Linked DNA regions of Homo sapiens: regions 1 and 2 are each linked to region 3. A link is a loop called in an ENCODE intact Hi-C map of the cell type or tissue named here. Cell type or tissue: PC-9. All regions are shown on one strand. Each heading gives the region's core, and the rest is flanking DNA. Links, peaks and the distances in the headings are about the cores only.

What was found. A loop is a pair of places that touch in the nucleus more often than their neighbours do. Peaks named below come from ENCODE experiments on the same cell type or tissue, not always from the same donor. Only the 100,000 strongest peaks of a DNase experiment are listed, where the experiment ranks them.
Region 1: it touches region 3 in a loop (3.0-fold over the local background); 5 of 110 quality-filtered maps call a loop at or near these places.
Region 2: a loop joins it to region 3, with 7 times the contacts of the local background. A loop is called at or near these places in 2 of 110 quality-filtered maps.

What each region holds. Positions count from the first base shown.
Region 1 is chr20:47,331,863-47,337,638 of GRCh38, forward strand. All of the region lies in intron 2 of ZMYND8 (zinc finger MYND-type containing 8), which reads right to left. Among named protein-coding and RNA genes, the nearest start is that of ZMYND8, 22 kb to the right of the region's middle. RefSeq lists enhancers at 3,840-4,679, 4,680-5,518. In PC-9, for the core only: no CTCF peak of the experiment used is centred there; a DNase peak (open chromatin) is centred at 2,479; H3K4me3 peaks cover 548 bases; H3K27ac peaks cover 4,244 bases.
Region 2 is chr20:48,617,900-48,623,675 of GRCh38, forward strand. No RefSeq gene overlaps it. Among named protein-coding and RNA genes, the nearest start is that of PREX1, 210 kb to the right of the region's middle. RefSeq lists enhancers at 1,018-1,518, 1,554-2,262, 3,085-3,144 and a silencer at 2,655-2,784. In PC-9, for the core only: CTCF peaks have their summits at 2,816 and 3,245 (motif pointing left); DNase peaks (open chromatin) are centred at 1,892, 2,622, 3,212 and 3,802; H3K4me3 peaks cover 1,493 bases; H3K27ac peaks cover 3,783 bases.
Region 3 is chr20:47,381,690-47,387,465 of GRCh38, forward strand. LINC01754 (long intergenic non-protein coding RNA 1754) reads right to left here. Exons shown (of 3, transcript NR_146496.1): 3 at 1,077-3,330. Among named protein-coding and RNA genes, the nearest start is that of LINC01754, 28 kb to the right of the region's middle. RefSeq lists an enhancer at 1,706-2,558. In PC-9, for the core only: CTCF peaks have their summits at 2,547 (motif pointing left) and 2,748; a DNase peak (open chromatin) is centred at 2,532.

The sequences.
Region 1 (5,776 bases), core at 557-5,556, 49 kb before region 3:
GCCACATTGGAGCTTGCAGGACAAAGACAGGAATACAGACGCTTCTAAGAAGTTTGGCTTGCTGGACGCGGTGGCTCACGCCTGTAATCCCAGCACTTTGGAAGGCTGAGGCAGGCAGATCATGAGGTCAGGAGTTCAAGACCAGCCTGACCAACATGGTGAAACCCCGTCTCTACTAAAAATACAAAAAGTGTAAAAAATACACTTTGGAAGGCTGAGGCAGGCGGATCACGAGGTCAGGAGTTCAAGACCAGCCTGACCAACATGGTGAAACCCCGTCTCTACTAAAAATACAAAAATTAGCCGAGCATGGTGACGTGCGCCTATAATCCCAGCTACTCAGGAGGCTGAGACATGAGAATCATTTGAACCCGGGAGGCAGAGGTTGTAGTGAGCCAAAATTGTGCCACTGCACTCCAGCCTGGGCAATATAGTGAGACTCAATCTCAAAAAAAAAATAAGTTTGGCTTTGAAGAAGAGGACAGAAATACAGCAGTTGCTAGTAGGAAAGATGTGGGGGTCAAGACAGCAGAGAGGGGAGACAAGTGCCTTTAAAAGTCTGTGACTCCAAGCATGGTGGATCACACCTATAATCCCAGTACGTTGGCAGGCCAAGGCAGGAGGATCACTTGAGCCCATGAGTTGGAGACCAGCCTGGGCAACATAGCAAGACTCTGTCGCTACAAAAAATTAAAGAATTAGTCAGGCATGGTGGCATGTACAGGTAGTCCCAGCTACTCAAGAGGCTGAGATGGGAGGATTGCTTGAGCCCAGAAGTTCATGGCTGCAGTGAGCGAGGATCATGCCACTGCACTCCCGTCTGGGGAACAGAGCAAGCCCCTATCTCAAAAAAATAAATAAAGACAACACAAAAAATTTAAATGTGTATATTCTTCAAAAGGTTAATAGTTACCCTATGACCCCACAATTTCACTCCTAAATCTATACCCAAGAGAAATGATGTGTCGTGTCTGCACAAAAACTCAGACATGAACACTCACCGCAGCATTATCCCTACTAGCCAGAAAGTGGACACAACTCAAACGTCCATCAACACATACATAGATAAACAAAGTGTAGCATATCCATCCAATGCAGCATTATTCAGTCATAAAAGGAAATGAACTACAGACCCTCCTCAACTCACGATGGAGTTACAGATGATAAACCCATAAAATGTAAGTACCAGAAGTCAAAAATGAGGTCACACACAGTGGCTCATGCCTGTAATCCCAACACTTCAGGAGACTAAGGCCAGAGGATCACTTGAGCCCAAGAGTTCCAGACCAGCCTAGGCAACACAGTGAGACCCCTGGGTCTACAAAACATATATATATGAGAGAGAGAGAGATAAAAAAACACAAATGCATTTAAGCCAGACATAGTGGTACACTCCTGTAGTCCCAGCTACACCAGAGGATCCCTTGAGGACACCATTGCACTCCAGCCTGGGCAACATCGTGAGACCCCATCAGAAAGTAAGGCAGGCAGCACTTTGAGAGACTGAGGGAGGCAGATCACTTGAGGTCAGGAGTTCAAGACCAGCCTGGCCAACAGGTGAAACCCCGTCTCTACTAAAAATACATGGCAGGGCACAGTGGCTCTCATCTGTAATCCCAACACTTTGGGAGGCCGAGGCAGGTGGATCACATCAAGAGATTGAGACCATCCTGGCCAACATGGTGAAACCTCGTCTCTACTAAACATACAAAAATTAGCTGGGCGTGGTGGCACATGCCTGTAGTCCCAGCTCCTCGGGAGACTAAGGCAGGAGAATCGCTTGAACCTGGGAGGCAAAGGTTGCAGTGACACGAGATAGTGCCACTGCACTCTAGCCTGGTGACAGAGCGAGACTCCGTCTCAAAAAAAAAAAAAAAAAAAAAAAAAAAAAAAACATTAGCTGGGCGTGATGGTGCTCACCTCTAGTCCCAGCTACTCAGGAGGCTGAGGCAGGAGAATCGCTTGAACCAGGAAGCAGAGGGGTGCAGTGAGCTGAGATAGTGCCACTGCACTCCAGCCTGGGTGACAAAGTGAGACTCCATCTCAAAAAAAAAAGAAAAAAAAGGAAATTAAGAAAGGGAAGGAGGGAGGAATGAATAAATGAATAAATAAATAAATAAGCATCGAATATACATAACCTAGGGAACATCATAGCTTAGCCTAGCCTACCTTAAATGTGCTCAGAACACTTAGAGTTAGGCAAAATCATCTAATGCGAAGCCTATTGTATAATAGTGTTGACTCTCTCATGTAATTTATGGAATACCATAATGAAAGTGAAAACAGAATGGTCGTATAGATTGTTTGTTTACCCTCGTGATCATGTGGCTGACTGGGAGGTGCCTGGCACCCCAAGAGAGTCTCATACTGATGCTAGCCAGAGAAAAGATCAAAAATCCAAAATGCCAAGTACTGTTTGTACTGAACTGTCACTTCCGCACCACTATAAGTCAGGAACTGTCTGTACTGATGATCTATGCTACAAGAATGTGGATGAGCCTTGAAAACATTATTCTAAGTGAACGAACTCAGACCAAAAGGTCACATACTGTATGATTCCATTTATATGAAATGTCTAGCATAAGCAAATCCACAGGCACAGAAAGTAGACTGGTACTTGCCAGGCACAGGGGTAACGGGGGAATGGGAAGTGACTGCTAATGAGTATGAAGTTTCTTATTGGGGGTGATGAAAATCTACAACTGATTGTGCTGTTGGCTGCACAACTCTGTGAAAAAAAAAAATATATATATATATATATATATTTTAGGCAGTCTTGCTCTGTCACCCGGGCTGGAGTACAGTGGCACGATCTTGGCTCACTGCAACCTCCACGTCCCACGTTCAAGCAATTCTCCCGCCTCAGCCTGCTGAGTAGCTGGGATTACAGGCACACGCCACCACACTCAGCTAATTTTTTGTATTTTTAGTGGAGACAGGGTTTCACCATGTTGGCCAGGCTGGTCGGAACTCCTGACCTCAGGTGATCCACCCGCCTCGGCCTCCCAAAGTGCTGGGATTACAGGCGTCAGCCACCACACCCGGTCTCCGTGAAAATATATTAAAAACCATCAAACTATTCACTTTAAATGGAGAACTGGGCCCAGGAGTGGTGGCTCACACCAGCAATCCCAGCACTTTGGGAGGCCAAGACAGGAGGATCGCTTGAGCCCAGGAGTTCAAGACCAGCCTGGGCAACATAGTGAAACCTCATCTCTACAAAAAAATATAAACATTAGCCAGGGGTGGTAGTGCACACCTGTAGTCCCAGCTACTCGGGAGGCTGCAGTGGGAGGACTGCTTGAGCCAGGAAATCAAAGCTGCAGTGAGCCGAGATCGTCCCACTGCACTCCAGCTTGGGCGACAGAGAGAGACCCTGTCTCAAACAAACAAACAAAAAAAAAGGAGAATTGTATGGTATGTGAATTATATGTCAATAAAGGTATTTTTTTTTTAAGTCTATAAAGCGCTGGATCTCTAGGTTCCCAGGAAAGCCCAGGATAGGTGAGGGGAGTCACAGGAAGTTGAAGGGGGCTTATTATCATTCCACTCACCCTCACCCCCCCACAGCCATGACACCTGGTCTTTCCAAACTGATCACCTCAAGTCATCGGTAAAGGATCCACTATCAATAGAGAACAATGAAGGAATGACGACTTTAATAAGGCAATAAAAAGTACCCAGATCTCTAAAAGGCCTCAGCCCTGATATGCTTATTCTACAGGCATTTAGAGAGGAAAAAGAAGAGATGGTTCTTTTTAAACTAAGCTTGAAACGGTCGATTTTAGATCACAGTCTTCTAGAATAATAATAGTCACACAAACATATAACGTGGGTCATGCTTCAAAAATGGGGCAAACACAAGGTTTGCATGAGTGAACCACAAAGCTAAATTGCACAGACACTGCCGACAGGATTCCATGAACAGATGCACAGTAGAGACGATGCTGGCCAAGAGAAGGTAGAAGATTTCTCATTTGCAAAACCATAATCAGACATCTTCAGAGTTCTGGGATATTTTAGACCTTGTTAGGAGAGGAACAATCTGGTAGTCATCTAACTCACAAATAAATTCTTTCCACTGCACAGTACACGGATGGCACTTCTTGGGCTGTCAGAGATAGAGAGGAGCCAAAATACGGTTAAAAATACTGATGCTCATTTTTTGAAAGAAAAATTCTCAGCACTTCTGCATCGCGCTGTGATTTAAAAGTGTTTGTGGTTATATTTTCTGAAAGAGTTTCCTTGAAAAATGACAGAAGGTCTCTATCTCACAGCCGTCCTCATAAACAATCCCTTTGTGAAAGTCTTAATTTACATACAACAGTGAGAACAAGGATCCTGTGCTAATTAAGGTCTGGGGCTGGTTAGCAAATTGCTATAATTGTACATTCTCTAGCATCCTGTCTCTGAAAACACATCCATACCCCCAGCAAATCTCAGCAAGAATGATACTGTTCAAGATTTTAATATCCTGGGCTTCCGCTGCATCTGTGCGTGTTTCCAAGTCGTTCATTCCCTTGTGCCGGTGACATTACACAGACATTTTTAAAAATGGTTTCAGCTTTGGCAGGCTGGCATCCACACACCACAAGCACTACCACAAAACGCACACATGGCAGGATCAAGACGCAAGCAGCCCAAACAGGGGAGCCTTTGTATGGAGACGTGAATTCAACCCGCGGAGTACATCATTTCTCAGGCTGCAAATCCCTGGCCTTCAAGGCGCTTGTTCTGACTCACGCATGGTGAGGCCAAATTCTGCAATGAATTGTGCCTTGGCCAGTCTCGCACAGGGAATGCAAAATGACAGCCCTCGGCTTCTTCTGACCCGGAAATGCGTTTTGTTGGGTTCACGCATGATCTTTAGAGAAGCCAGTCTACACAGACCACATTTCTAAATGAGGCAGTTTTACAGGGGAAAAGAAAATCCCAGCTGGCCACAGCGGATGAGCCATATTCCTGCTGGTCAGCAATCAGATGGAGGCACCCTCCCCACTTTGGCACACTCTCCCATTCACCAAAGCTCCCCTTCCCCCTGCATCCCCAGATGCCAGCCACAATCACTGATCTACCTGCTGGGCCCTTCAGGCATTTGACTTGCAACCCTTGGAATACAGGTCATGGTTAAGTACAAAGGTTTAAAATCTAGGGACATTAAACACTCTTATCAAAAAAAAAAAAAAAGGTTTAAAAATCAAAGGGCCAGCCAGGCACGGTGGCTCACGCCTGTAATCCCAGCACTTTGGGAGGCCAAGGCGGGTGGATCACCTGAGGTCAGGAATTCGAGACCAGCCTGGCCAACACAGTGAAACCCTGTCTCTACTAAAAATACAAAAATTAGCCGGGCGTGGTGGCAGGCGCCTGTAACCCCAGCTACACCGGAGGCTGAGACACGAGAATCAATTGAATCCAGGAGGCGGAGGCTGCAGTAAGCCGAGATAGGCACTCCAGCCTGGGTGATGGAGGGAGACTCTGTCTCAAAAAAATAAATAAATAAAATAAAATAAAATAAATCAAAGGGCCGGGAGTGGTGGCTCACGCCTGTAAACCTAGCACTTTGGAAAGCCGAGGTAGGTGGATCCCTTGAGCCCACGAGTTCAAGAGCAGCCTGGGCAACACGGCAATAACCCTCTATATAATTAATAAATAAATAAAGATAAAACCTGACCCTAGTTCCATCCCTACTTTGACACTTCCTTAATTCATCTGAGCCTCAGTTTCCTTAACTGTAAAATGGGAATGACACACCCACATCATGGAATTAGTATGAAAA
Region 2 (5,776 bases), core at 254-5,253, 1.2 Mb after region 3:
TCTCCTCTTTCGAGTAAACCCTACTGATTCTGCCTAATTAGCTCTTCATATGAAATCCCCAGTTACTCTGGGAGCAGCCTCCATGGCGGATCTCCCTGGAGCACGGAGGTGGAGACGCAGGCGAACACACCTCTCTGCAAACTGAATGGATGCAATTGGTCCCCAGGGCCTGAGTCTAACATGGGCCCTGGGCCTCACTTTCCCAGAAGGCCTGGATTCCTAAATGTGGGAGTCACCTTCAAATGAGGCTGCGTCTAGAGTCTCAGAGAAACGAGGACTGTGAGGACCCAGTAGCCCCCTTGGGGCAGTCACCCACAGCCTGGCGCTGATCAAAGGCTTTGCCTGCCCCTCCAACCCCGACACCGGGAACATGCGGTTGGGAGCCCATGCTGCAGATGGGGAAACCGAGACACAGACGAGTCAAGTGACTTGCCCAGGAATCCAAACCCAGGAATCCGGACCCAGGGAGTCCGGCCACAAAGCTCAGGCACTGACCCACGAGCCCTAATCCCCATCTTTACAGCCCCCTCCTTCCCGTCCTCACGCCCAGATGCACCTGGGATGAACGTACTTTTACAAAGTCAATGTAGTTCTTATTTCCTGAACAGCACCACGATAAAGAGTTCGTTTGTTCCTTCAACATTTCAGCCAGCCCGTGGTTTCTATAGCCCTTTCTTGGCATTCCTTCACTTTTAATACACTGGAAGCCCCAAGAGGGAAGCCCCCTGGGTCTTTCCTTGGTGACCTGCTTCTGCCAGCAGCGAGTGGGGCTGCGGGTGGGGACCCAGGACCTGGGACAGGACAAATCCCGGCTCAGAGGCTCCTTGACTGCGTGCCCCTCGGGGAGCGCCTTCCCCCTTCAGCTCCTTCAGCTCCACAGTGGGAGGACAGCGACAACCATGGTGCCCCCCTAGGGCTCTCGTGAGGATTCAGTGAGGTGATGTGCACAGCCTGCGACACACAGTAGGGGTTCAATCAGCACCAAGCATCAGTGTCCCTGCAGTCCCTATGGGGCACGGGGATCTGCCTCACCTGTTAATCAGGAGGAGGAAGGCGAGTCTTTCCTTTTCTTTTTGGAGTCAGTCTCTCACTCCATCACCCAGGCTGGAGCGGAGCAGTGGTTTGATCATGGCTCACTGCAGCCTCGACCTCCCTAGGCTCGGGTGATCCTCCCACCTCAGCCTGGGACCACAGGCTTGCACCACCACCCCAAGCTAATTTTTTTTCTTTATTTTTAATAGAGACAGGGTCTCACTATGTTACCCAGGCTGGTCTCAAACTCCTGCGCTCAAGCAATCCTCCAGCCTCAGCCTCCCAAAGTGCTGGGATGACAGGCGTGAGTCAGGGCACCTGGCTCTAGACTTTCGTCGACGTCCTTTCTGGCTCAGACATTCTGAGCCTCCACCATCGGGTAGGGTCAGACCTTCTGAGCCTCTGCCATCCAGACAGACCCAGATGGATCAGAGGAGGGTGCGAGGGTGAGGGTGAGGCAGAGTGTTCCCAGTCCCTCTTTATGGCCAAGACTCTGCAAACAGGACATGGATCTGGCTTGGATAGGACACAGATGTGACAGCCCTCATGTCTCCCCAGCCTCAGTGCCCCAGGACCCCCTGCCCTCTTCCTGACAGCAGGGGATGTGAGGGAAGGAGGGCAGCCCTGCATCCCACACCCAGGCCCCCTCCCCTCCCCTGATACCCAGCAGCCACGGGTCCATCGTCTTCCAGTGTCAGCCACGCACCATGAAAACAGATACCACCCACCGGGGCCATTCCTGTGCTGTTTTTCAAAGAGCTGTTTGGGCCAAAAGCCAGCAATGCAAGTCTGTGTGCCCTGCAGGGCTGGCCCTCCTCCAGCTCTTCATCTCTGAACCTCCTGTCCCTGGAGCAGCTCATCTCAGCCCTGCCAGTGTCTGGAAAGTGCCCATCATCACCTACAGCTCTAGGAGGGCTCTGGCGAAGCACAAATCAGGACCTGAGAGCATCTCCCGTTACCCATCAGCCCCGTGGCGGTGACATGTGTCCAGCAGGCAGCAGAGCCACTGGGAGGGGCACAGGGTGGGTTGGCTCTGATTGGAGCGGACATGGCAAGAAGGATCTGGAGGTGGAAGCCAGGGCAGCAGGGCCAGCTGCAGGGTGGGGGTGCTCGGGCAGCCCAGCATGGGGAACTGGAGCCTGGAAAGTGCTGGAAGGGAAACATTGCAGGAAGCAGGAGGACAGGGAAGCACCCACCCCACATGCTGGGCAGAGGCTGGCTAGGGACCCGCCCTGGGAGTGGATGGACTTGAATCCTGGGCCCCTCTGCTGAGACCCTCAGGACTTCGGGATGGGAAAACAGAACAGCACAGGGCCGCTGCAGTGACCCAGGGAGAGGAGCTGAGCCAAGCCACCCTCACGCACCCAAGGACCTGCCCCTGGGCCACACCCCAGACAGAGCCCCGGGCTCAGGGTCTGGAGCCACACGGCCTGGGCTCAAATCCAGCCACTGTCCTTGTGAGCAAACTTTGGCTGCAATAATGGGAGGTGCAGCTGGTGAAGGCGCTGGCAGCGGAGGCATTTCCTTAGCATCCCTCTCCTAACCACCCCTGCCCCACTCCAGCCCTCCAGGGAACGCTACCAGTGCCCGGAGGGAGGCAGCTTCAGGCTTGGCTTTCGGCCTCCCCTGCCTGCAAACCCCGAGCTCCAGGCTTGCAGTGGGAGCCTCCCAGGAGCTCTGGGCAGGAGGCCCGCAAGGCTAGGCGGGGCGCCCTGGCCCACAGCGCCATCTAGTGGCCGTCACTTCCACAAAGGTGCACCAGTGACTGTGGGTTTCTGGTCACAAGCTTCGTAAGCACCCCGCTTTACAGTGCATAAGGGCCTTTCATATCCTTCTCCTCCAATCAGAAGAGAGGAAGGGAAAAAAGAGAAAAGAGAGAAGGGAAAGATCCCCGAAAGGAAAGAATTGAAAAATCGAGTCAAGCTCACAGACATATGTTATGGGACAAAGACAAATATAGAAAAGCTTAGAGAGAGAGAAAGAAAATGAGGGGGACGAAAGTAAGAAAGAGACAAATTTTAAAAAGTTTTTAAAAAGAGAGAAAAAAAGAGAAAATATTCACGGCAAGCCCAGCCCAGGAGAGGGATAGCGCCAGTGCCCATTGTCCAGACGATTCCAGGCCCCGCCTCCAGGCTGGCTCTGTCCCAAATACCTGCACCCAGGAGCCAGCCTTCGGTCTGAGTGCTGGAGCCCGGGGAACAGCAGCCTCTGGGCACTACGCGGTCCCCAGCACCACCTGCTGGACAGACAGGGCACTACACTTATCCCGGGAAGTTCCACTTTGGGGCCCTGGAGGAGACTCCTGGTACCCCCGCAAGGCAGCCAGGTGGGCGTAAAGTCTCCATTTCTCAAAGAAGGAAGCTGAGGGTCCCAGAAAGACAGAGAATCTCAGATATGGCCACTCAGCAAGTATCAGGTGTTGACAGATTCAGGAGCAGGCGAGGGTGTCTGACTTCAAAGGTCCTAGTCCAGCCCCCCATGAATGAACCCACGTGGCAGACACAGAGGTTAGAGGGGCCCGCTTGGCCACAGATGGGTGTGGCTTGCGCCCCCCGCTCTGATCACTGTGCTAACCCTGCTTTCTTCTATTAATATTTAGCCGTGATTCACCACTGTCTGGCCCTGGGCTACAGTATGGAAGGGGTGTGGTTCCTGCTCTTACTGCTGGGGGGAAGGTGGACAGGAAGTACACCAACAGTTATTTAGATAAAATCATAAAGCGGTCAACACACCCCATCGTACCTTCCACTTCCTGGGTGGCCTCTGTTGCAGTCCACGCCAAGGGGCCATCTCTGGGTCAGCACCTTTTGACAGATGAAAAAACTGAGGCTCAGAGGAATTCAACCACCTGGGCCCTGCCCTCATCCTGGAGGAGCAGAGAAGGAGAGGCTCCGAGAGACGTCAATGCGGGGCTGCGCCTGCCCCTTGATTCTCCATTGGACGGCACAGTGACTCCGGGTCACCAGGTCCTCCCCGAGCTGACATCGCCATGGCAAGTCCAGAGCTAAGGATCTGGCCGTCAGCGTGAGCAGGCCGGATGAGTGCTCGGACCACGTGGCTCCGGGGAGCTGGAGAGCTGGCACCCTCCTCAAGAAGACAGCCGCTCCTCAGCTCCAGCTGACATGTAGCCAGGTGGGAATGTGGACCAGTGTGACCAGAGCTTCTGATTTTTTCTTTAATCTTTTTTTTAAGAGGCAGGACCACACTACGTTGCCCAGGCTGGAGTGCAGTTGGCTATTCACAGGTGTGATCAAAGCGCACGACAGCCTTGAACTCCTGGTCTCAAGCAATCCTCCCACCTTTGCCTCCAAGTAGCTGGGACCACAGGTGCGCACCACCACACCCAGCTCAGAGCTTCTGATTTTCGAGACAAACTAAAAATCAGAATTCAGAGATGAAATTTGCTGGTTCATAAATATAATTCATTTTTTTAAAACACCATATCAGGAAGGAAGTAAAAAAAAAAACCCACATTTAGTTCCAAGTTTCAGCCTGGAGCCATCAGTTTGAGACCTCTTGTCTCCTGCAAAAATGTCCGCTTGCTCTGAGAGGCCCTTCGTGCTTAGTTTTATACTTGGAGAAACACATCTCGGAGAGGGAGGTGGGCCCGGCTCTCCCTCCCAACTCTGCAAGCACAGCTCTGAGCCTGTAAAGTATGCAACTTGCTCAAGGCCACAGAGAGCCGGCTGGAAACCCAAGCTGCTCCTGCCTACGGCCCCAGGAGAATGTATGTTCCTTCTGCGGGCCCCCAGGGTGGAGGAGAGGCTGAAATCGATGCTTTCTAGAAACGTGTCTGCCTGAAGGAAGACGTCCAATCCTCCCTGTTGACCTCAAATATAGATTGAGGTAACAGGTCTTCCCTCGAAGTGATTTTCCCTGGATCCAAACACTGGCCTCAGATAATTCTAAATAATCAATCCATGACTGTGCCTGAAACCCCACCAGGATTCCCTCTTGCCTGTTAGAGTATTGAGTCCTTTGAAACCTGTAACTGAGAGACGCGAGGATCTCTCTCTGGGAGGGATCCAATCTGGGCCTTCAGAGAATGTAATCTGCAACAGGTTAGTTTGGAAGGAAAAGAGACTGAAAGAGAAGGGGCTCGAGTGTGAAATGGCAGGGCTGGGTGCAGCACCATGGTACAGGGGAGTCCCAAGGGTGGCCATGACCCAGAGGAAACTGTCATCGATTTCAGCATTTTCCAAAGGATTGGAAATCGGGAAAAGATGGAATAAAGAAGAGGCCATACGCAACATACCGAAACCCGGTCTCTATAAAAATTTTTAAAAATTAGCCAGGCATGGTGGTGTGTGCCTGTAGTCCAGGCTACTTGGTAGGCAGCATACTGAAACCTGGTCTCCACAAAAAATTTAACAAATTAGCCAGGCGTGGTGGCACGTGCCTGTAGTTGCAGTTACTTGGGATGCTGAGGTGGGAGGATAAATTGAGCCCAGGAGGTCGAAGCTTAAGTGAGTCATGATCGCGCCACTGCACTCTACCCTGGGTGATAAGAGCAAAAGACCCTGTCTCAAAAAAAAAAAAAAAGGACGAGGGGGCACAGGGCTGGCACAGCAGAACAGGTCTGCAGCCCAGGGAATGAGGTTTCTCTGACTATGCAAACAAACCCAGGCAGCTTCATAAAGATCACCTGGGCCCAGGCAGGTGGAGAACCTGCTGACAGCCTAGGATGCAGCCACCAGGCCCAGGTGTGCACGCAGACTCTCTATTCTCATTGGTGCATTTCACG
Region 3 (5,776 bases), core at 204-5,203:
ACATGGTGAAATCCCGTCTCTACTAAAAATATAAAAATTAGCCGGGTGTGGTTGCCTGCGCCTGTAATCCCAGCTACTCAGGAGGCTGAGGCAGAATTGCTTGAACCTGGGAGGCGGAGGTTGCAGTGAGCTGAGATCATGTCACTGCACTCCAGCCTGGGCGACAGAGCAAGACTCCATCTCAAAAAAAAAAAAAAAAAATTTATAAAAGCACAGGGTCTTCCAGAAATTGTGGATTAATTGGTCTGGGGAGACGACCAAGCATTTGATTTTTGTTGTTTTTTTTTTTTGTTTCTTTGAGTTGTAGTCTCGCTCTGTCACCCAGGCTGGAATGCAATGGTGCGATCTGCGCTCACTGCAACCTCCGCCTCAAAGGTTCAAGCAATTCTCCTCCCTCAGCTTCCCAAGTAGCTAGGATTATAAGCACCTGCCACCATGTCCGGCTAATTTTATTGCATTTTTAGTAGAGACGGGGTTTCACCATGTTGGCCAGGCTGGTCACAAACTCCCAACCTCAAGTGATCCACCCGCCTCGGCCTCCCAAAATGCTGGGATTATAGGTGTGAGCCACCGCACCCAGGTTGATATAGTTTTTAAAGAGCCCCAGCTGATTCTAATGTGTAGCCACGGTTGAGCGCCACTGTTCTAGAAAACTACAAGTTTAAACTAGAACAAAAAGAGGCATTTTGGCCCGGCACAGTGGCAAACGCCTGTAATCCCAGCTACCTGGGAGGTTGAGGCAGAATCGCTTGAACCCGGGAGGAGGAGGTTGCAGTGAGCTGAGATGGCACAACTGCACTACAGCCTGGGCAACAGAGTGAGACTCCGTCTCAAAAAAAAAAAAAAAAGCAGGGGGAGGGGAGGCATTTTGGCATGTCCATCACTAATGGGATATACACGCACACCATATCCTGGGTTGTAGCTTTGCAGGCAGTAAATCTAATTTTTTAATTTTTTTCAATTTCAGCTCCACTCCTAACTAACTATGATTTAGGGCTGTAGGGAAGAAAAAGTACCTTTTCCTCACCCATCACAAGGTTCATGGCTAACACCCCTAAAGACAGATTAACAAGAGATAAGCATGACAAATTTATTTAACCCAAGTTTTGAGTGACTCAGGAGTCTTCCAAAGTGAAGAACCGTGACCCAGGGCACCTGTGTTTTTATGGACAGTCAAGCAGCAGTGTCACAGGAGGACAAAAGGGTTTGATCCAATGATGTACACAGTGGGAACTTAGCAAGGCCTGTGAGTTTAGTCTTCATGGTCTCCACGGACAGGACCGGACCCCCTCTGGAATGAGGGGCTTGGGGCCTACTTTCAGGAGAGGCAGGTCAGAGAAACCTTGAGTGGCCCACTGCAGAAGAGGAAGGCAGGAGAAGGTCAGAGAGTGACCTTCCTGCTTCTATGGTTTCCTCAAATTCCTTCAGCTTCAAATGCTCAGTTTGCCAAAGTGCTGTAATTTGGGGTATTGTGTTCCAAACCCCTACAGGAGAAGTCCCTACTGCTCTAAGCAGACTTGAGCAGGCATCAGAAGCACGTGGGCAGCTTGCTAAACACTGATTGAGGGACTCACCCCCACCAAGTTTCTCAGTTGAAAGATTTGAGAATCTGCATTTCTTGAAATTCTCAGGCCTTTTGATTAAGAAACTCTTTTTTTTTTTTTTTTTTTTTTTTGACAGAGTTTCACTCTTATTGCCTAGGCTGGAGTGCAATGGCATGATCTCGGCTCACTGCAACTTTAGCCTCCCTGGTTCAAGCGATTCTCCTGCCTCAGCCTCCTAAGTAGCTGAGATTACAGGGGCCCGCCACCACGCCCAGCTAATTTTTGTATTACAGGTGCCACCACGCCCAGCTAATTTTTGTATTTTTAGTAGAGACGGGGGTTTCACCACATTAGCCAGGTTAGTCTTGAACTCCTAACCTCAGGTGATCCATCCGCCTCGGCCTCCCAAAGTGCTGGGATTACAGGCGTGAGCCATCACACCCGGCAGATTAATAAATTCAATCAAGGACTTTGGGGGAAGTGGGGCTGAGAATTTGCATTTCTATCAAACGCCATCAGAATTTAGCAGGTGCTGCTGCTGATCCAGGGAACAGGCTTTGAGAACCAGGGCTCAGTTGATTACTAGTATAATTAACAACCTCTGATCCCATCACTGGCTCCCATTTCAGAGCAATGGTTGGTGCCTGCAAGCTTTCATCTCACTGTGTCCACACACAATCCCATGGGGTCCCAGTGTTCTTATGGATGAGGTTACCACGGCTGCAACATTCACAGTGAATTGTCCAGGGTCACGCAGCTGCAGCCAAAGTCTGGGGTGGAACACAGGTCTAATTACAAGCAGGAGAGAACCTGGGCAACACTTTCTTTGGGAGCATCAAAGCAAGCTCTCCCACCACCTGCTTGAGCACTTCCAAATCCTGCCGACATACCCAACCCTGCAACAGGCAAAGAGCCTCGCCTCCTGCTGGGAGAGCAGCTTCTTGCGGCGCGGCCTTCGCGAAACTCCGTGGAGAAATGGCGCCCCCTGGTGGCTCCAGAGAGAGCAGCGTTCCATTCTCCGGGCTGGGAGCTCTGGTCTCATGCGTCATGGACATTCTTGGACCCCATCACTAACATGGAAAATATTATTCAGTCCATTCCATCCTAGGAAAGAACTCAGGGTGCTGAAAGGAGGTGGGGACTTCAGAGCTCAGGAATGTAAAGGAAGGGCGGCGGACCGAGCCCTGGGGCTCTCAGGGGGCTGGAATGGTTAAAGCACAGCTGAGAACAATTCGGAGTTTCACCTTTGACCTTCCCAAAGACTTCTGCTGAGGAATTTTCTTTCTTTTTTTTTTTTTTTCTTTCAGACGGTGTTTCACTTTTGTCGCCAAGGCTGGAGTGCAATGTCGTGATCTCGGCTCACTGTAACCTCTGCCTCCCGGGTTCAAGTGATTCTCCTGCCTCAGCCTCCTGAGTTGCTGGGATTACAGGCGTGCACCAGCTAATTTTTGTATTTTTAGTGGAGACGGGGTTTCGCCACGTTTGGCCAGGCTGGTCTCAAACTCCTGACCTCAGGTGATCCACCCACCTTGGTCTCCTAAAGTGCTGGGATCACAGGTATGAGCCAGCGCGCCCGGCGGAGGAATTTTCAGTACTAAAGCTATAGTGTTGTGATGAGAGTCCGGCGTGCTCCCTGAATGCCGGTGCCCGATTCATAACCTAGTGCATTCGTTCACACATTATTCATTCAACAGATAAGCTTTTGCGTGCAGTACTATTCTGGGTGCTGGGACCACCGAAATCAGCAGAACAGACAGAATCTTTGCCTTCACGGATGCCTCCTGCCCTAGAACAGTGAATGAATGAATACATCAATAGGTAGAACACATGGAAAATAGATGACACTTAATAAAGAGATGTCATTGAGATGACACTTAAGCAAAACCCGGAGTGAGGAGAAAGAGCAGGTATCTGGTGAAGAAGTGTTCCAGGCAGAGAGAATGGTAAGAGCAAAGCCCCCGGGGCGTGGGTGTGTTTCTCTAACATGTTTGAGTTCTTTTTTTTTTTTTTTTGAGACGGAGTCTCCCGCTCTGTTGCCCTGGCTGGAGTGCAGTGGCGCCATCTTGGCTCACTGCAAGCTCCGCCTCCTGGGTTCACGCCATTCTCCTGCCTCAGCCTCCCGAGTAGCTGGTATTACAGGTGCCCGCCACCACGCCCGGCTAGTTTTTTGTATTTTTAGTAGAGACGGGGTTTCACCATGTTAGCCAGGATGGTTTCGATCTCCTGACCTTGTGATCCGCCTGCCTTGGCCCCCCAAAGTGCTGGGATTACAGGCGTGAGCCACTGCGCCCGGCCTTTTTTTTTTTTTAAATTAAAAAAATAAGGGCCAGGCACAGTGACTCACGCCTGTAATCCCAGCACTTTGGGAAGCCTAGTGGGGTGTATTACCTGAGGTCAGGAGTTTGAGACCAGCCTGGCCAACGTGGTGAAACCCCATCTCTACTAATTTGCTGGGCATGGTGGCACGCGCCTGTAGTCCCAGCTCCTTGGGGGGCTGAGGCAGGAGAATTGCTTGAACCTGAGAGGCTGAGGTTCCAGCAAGCCGAGATTGTGCCATTGCACTCCAGCCTGGGCGACAAGAATGAAACTGTCTCAAAGAAAGAAAAAAAATAAAAATAAATATGGTGCTGGGCGTGGTGGCTCATGCTGTAATCCCACCACTTTGGGAGGTAGAGGTCAGGAGTTGGAGACCAGCCTGGCCAACATGGTGAAACCCCCTCTCTACTAAAAATACAAAAATTAGCTGGGCATGGTGGCCTGTAATCCCAGCTACTTGGGAGGCTGAGGCATGAGAATCACTTGAACCCAGGAAGCGAAGGTCGCAGTGAGCCAAGATCATACCACTGCACCCCAGCCTGGGTGACAGAGCAAGACTCCGTCCCCCTCACCCCCAAAAAAGAGAGAGATGGGGTCTCTCTATGTTGCCCAGGCTGGTGTCGACCTCCTGGGCTCAAGGGATCCTCCTATCTTGGCCTCCCAAAGTGCTAAGATTACAGGCATGAACCACTGCGCCCAGCTTGAGTTGTTAAAAAAATTTTTTTTGTAGAGATGGGGTCTTGCTATGTTGCCTGGGCTGGTCTTGTACTCCAGACCTCAGCCAGTCCTCCCACCTCAGTCTCCCAAAGTGCTAGGATTACAAGTGTGAGCCACCACGCCTGGCCTAGACTAGACTGTTGATGATGGAGTGGGATGTATCTCTTCATATCCAAGAACCACTTACCCTGTTATTAATTCGACAGTTTTTATTAAATCAACTTATTTTGTTTTATTTTTTGTTTATAGAGACAGGGTCTTGCTATGTTGCCCAGGCTGGTCTTGAACTCCCCAGCTCAAGCAATCCTCCTGTCTGGGCCTCCCAAAGTGCTAGGATTACAGGTGTGAGCCCCCATGTCTGGCCTGAAATAAACGCAGTGTTTTTTTTTTTTTGAGACAGTCTTGCTCTGTCGCCCAGGCTGGAGTGCAGAAGTGTGGTCTTGGCTGACTGAAACCAGGCAAAATCTGGGCCGGGTGTGCTGGCTCATGCCTGTAATCCCAGCACTTTGGGAGGCCAAGGCAGGGGGATCTCCTGAGGTCAGAAGTTCAAGACCAGCTTGGCCAACATGGTGAAACCCTGTCTCTACTAAAAATACAAAAATTAGTCAGGTGTGGTGGTGCACGCCTGCAATCCCAGAGCTACTGAGGAGGCTGAGACAGGAAAATCGGTTGAACCTGGGAGGCAGAGGTTGCAGTGAACCGAGACCGCACCATTGCACTCCAGCCTGGGCAACAAGAGCGAAACTCAGTCTCAAAAAAAAAAATCTAAATAGGCCAGGCACGGTGGCTCATGCCTGAAATCCCAGCACTTTGGGATGCCGAGACAGGAAGGTCACTTGAGCCCAGGAATTCAAGACCAGCCTAGGAAACAGAGTGAGACCCTCCATCTCTACTAAAAATTAAAAAAATTAGCCCAGTGTGGTAACACATGCCTGTAGTCCCAGCTACTAGGGAGGCTGAGGCGGGAGGATCGCTTGAGTCTGGAAGGTGGAGGCTGCAGAGAGCCGTGATAGCACCACTGCATTCTGGCCTAAGAGAAAGAGCCAGACCCTCACACCTAATCCCAGAACTTTGGGAGGCCGAGGTGAGCAAATCACGAGGTCAGGAGATCAAGACCATCCTGGCTAACACAGTGAAGCCCCGTCTCTACTAAAAATACAAAAAATTAGCCGGGTGTGGTGGCAGGTGCCTGTAGTCTC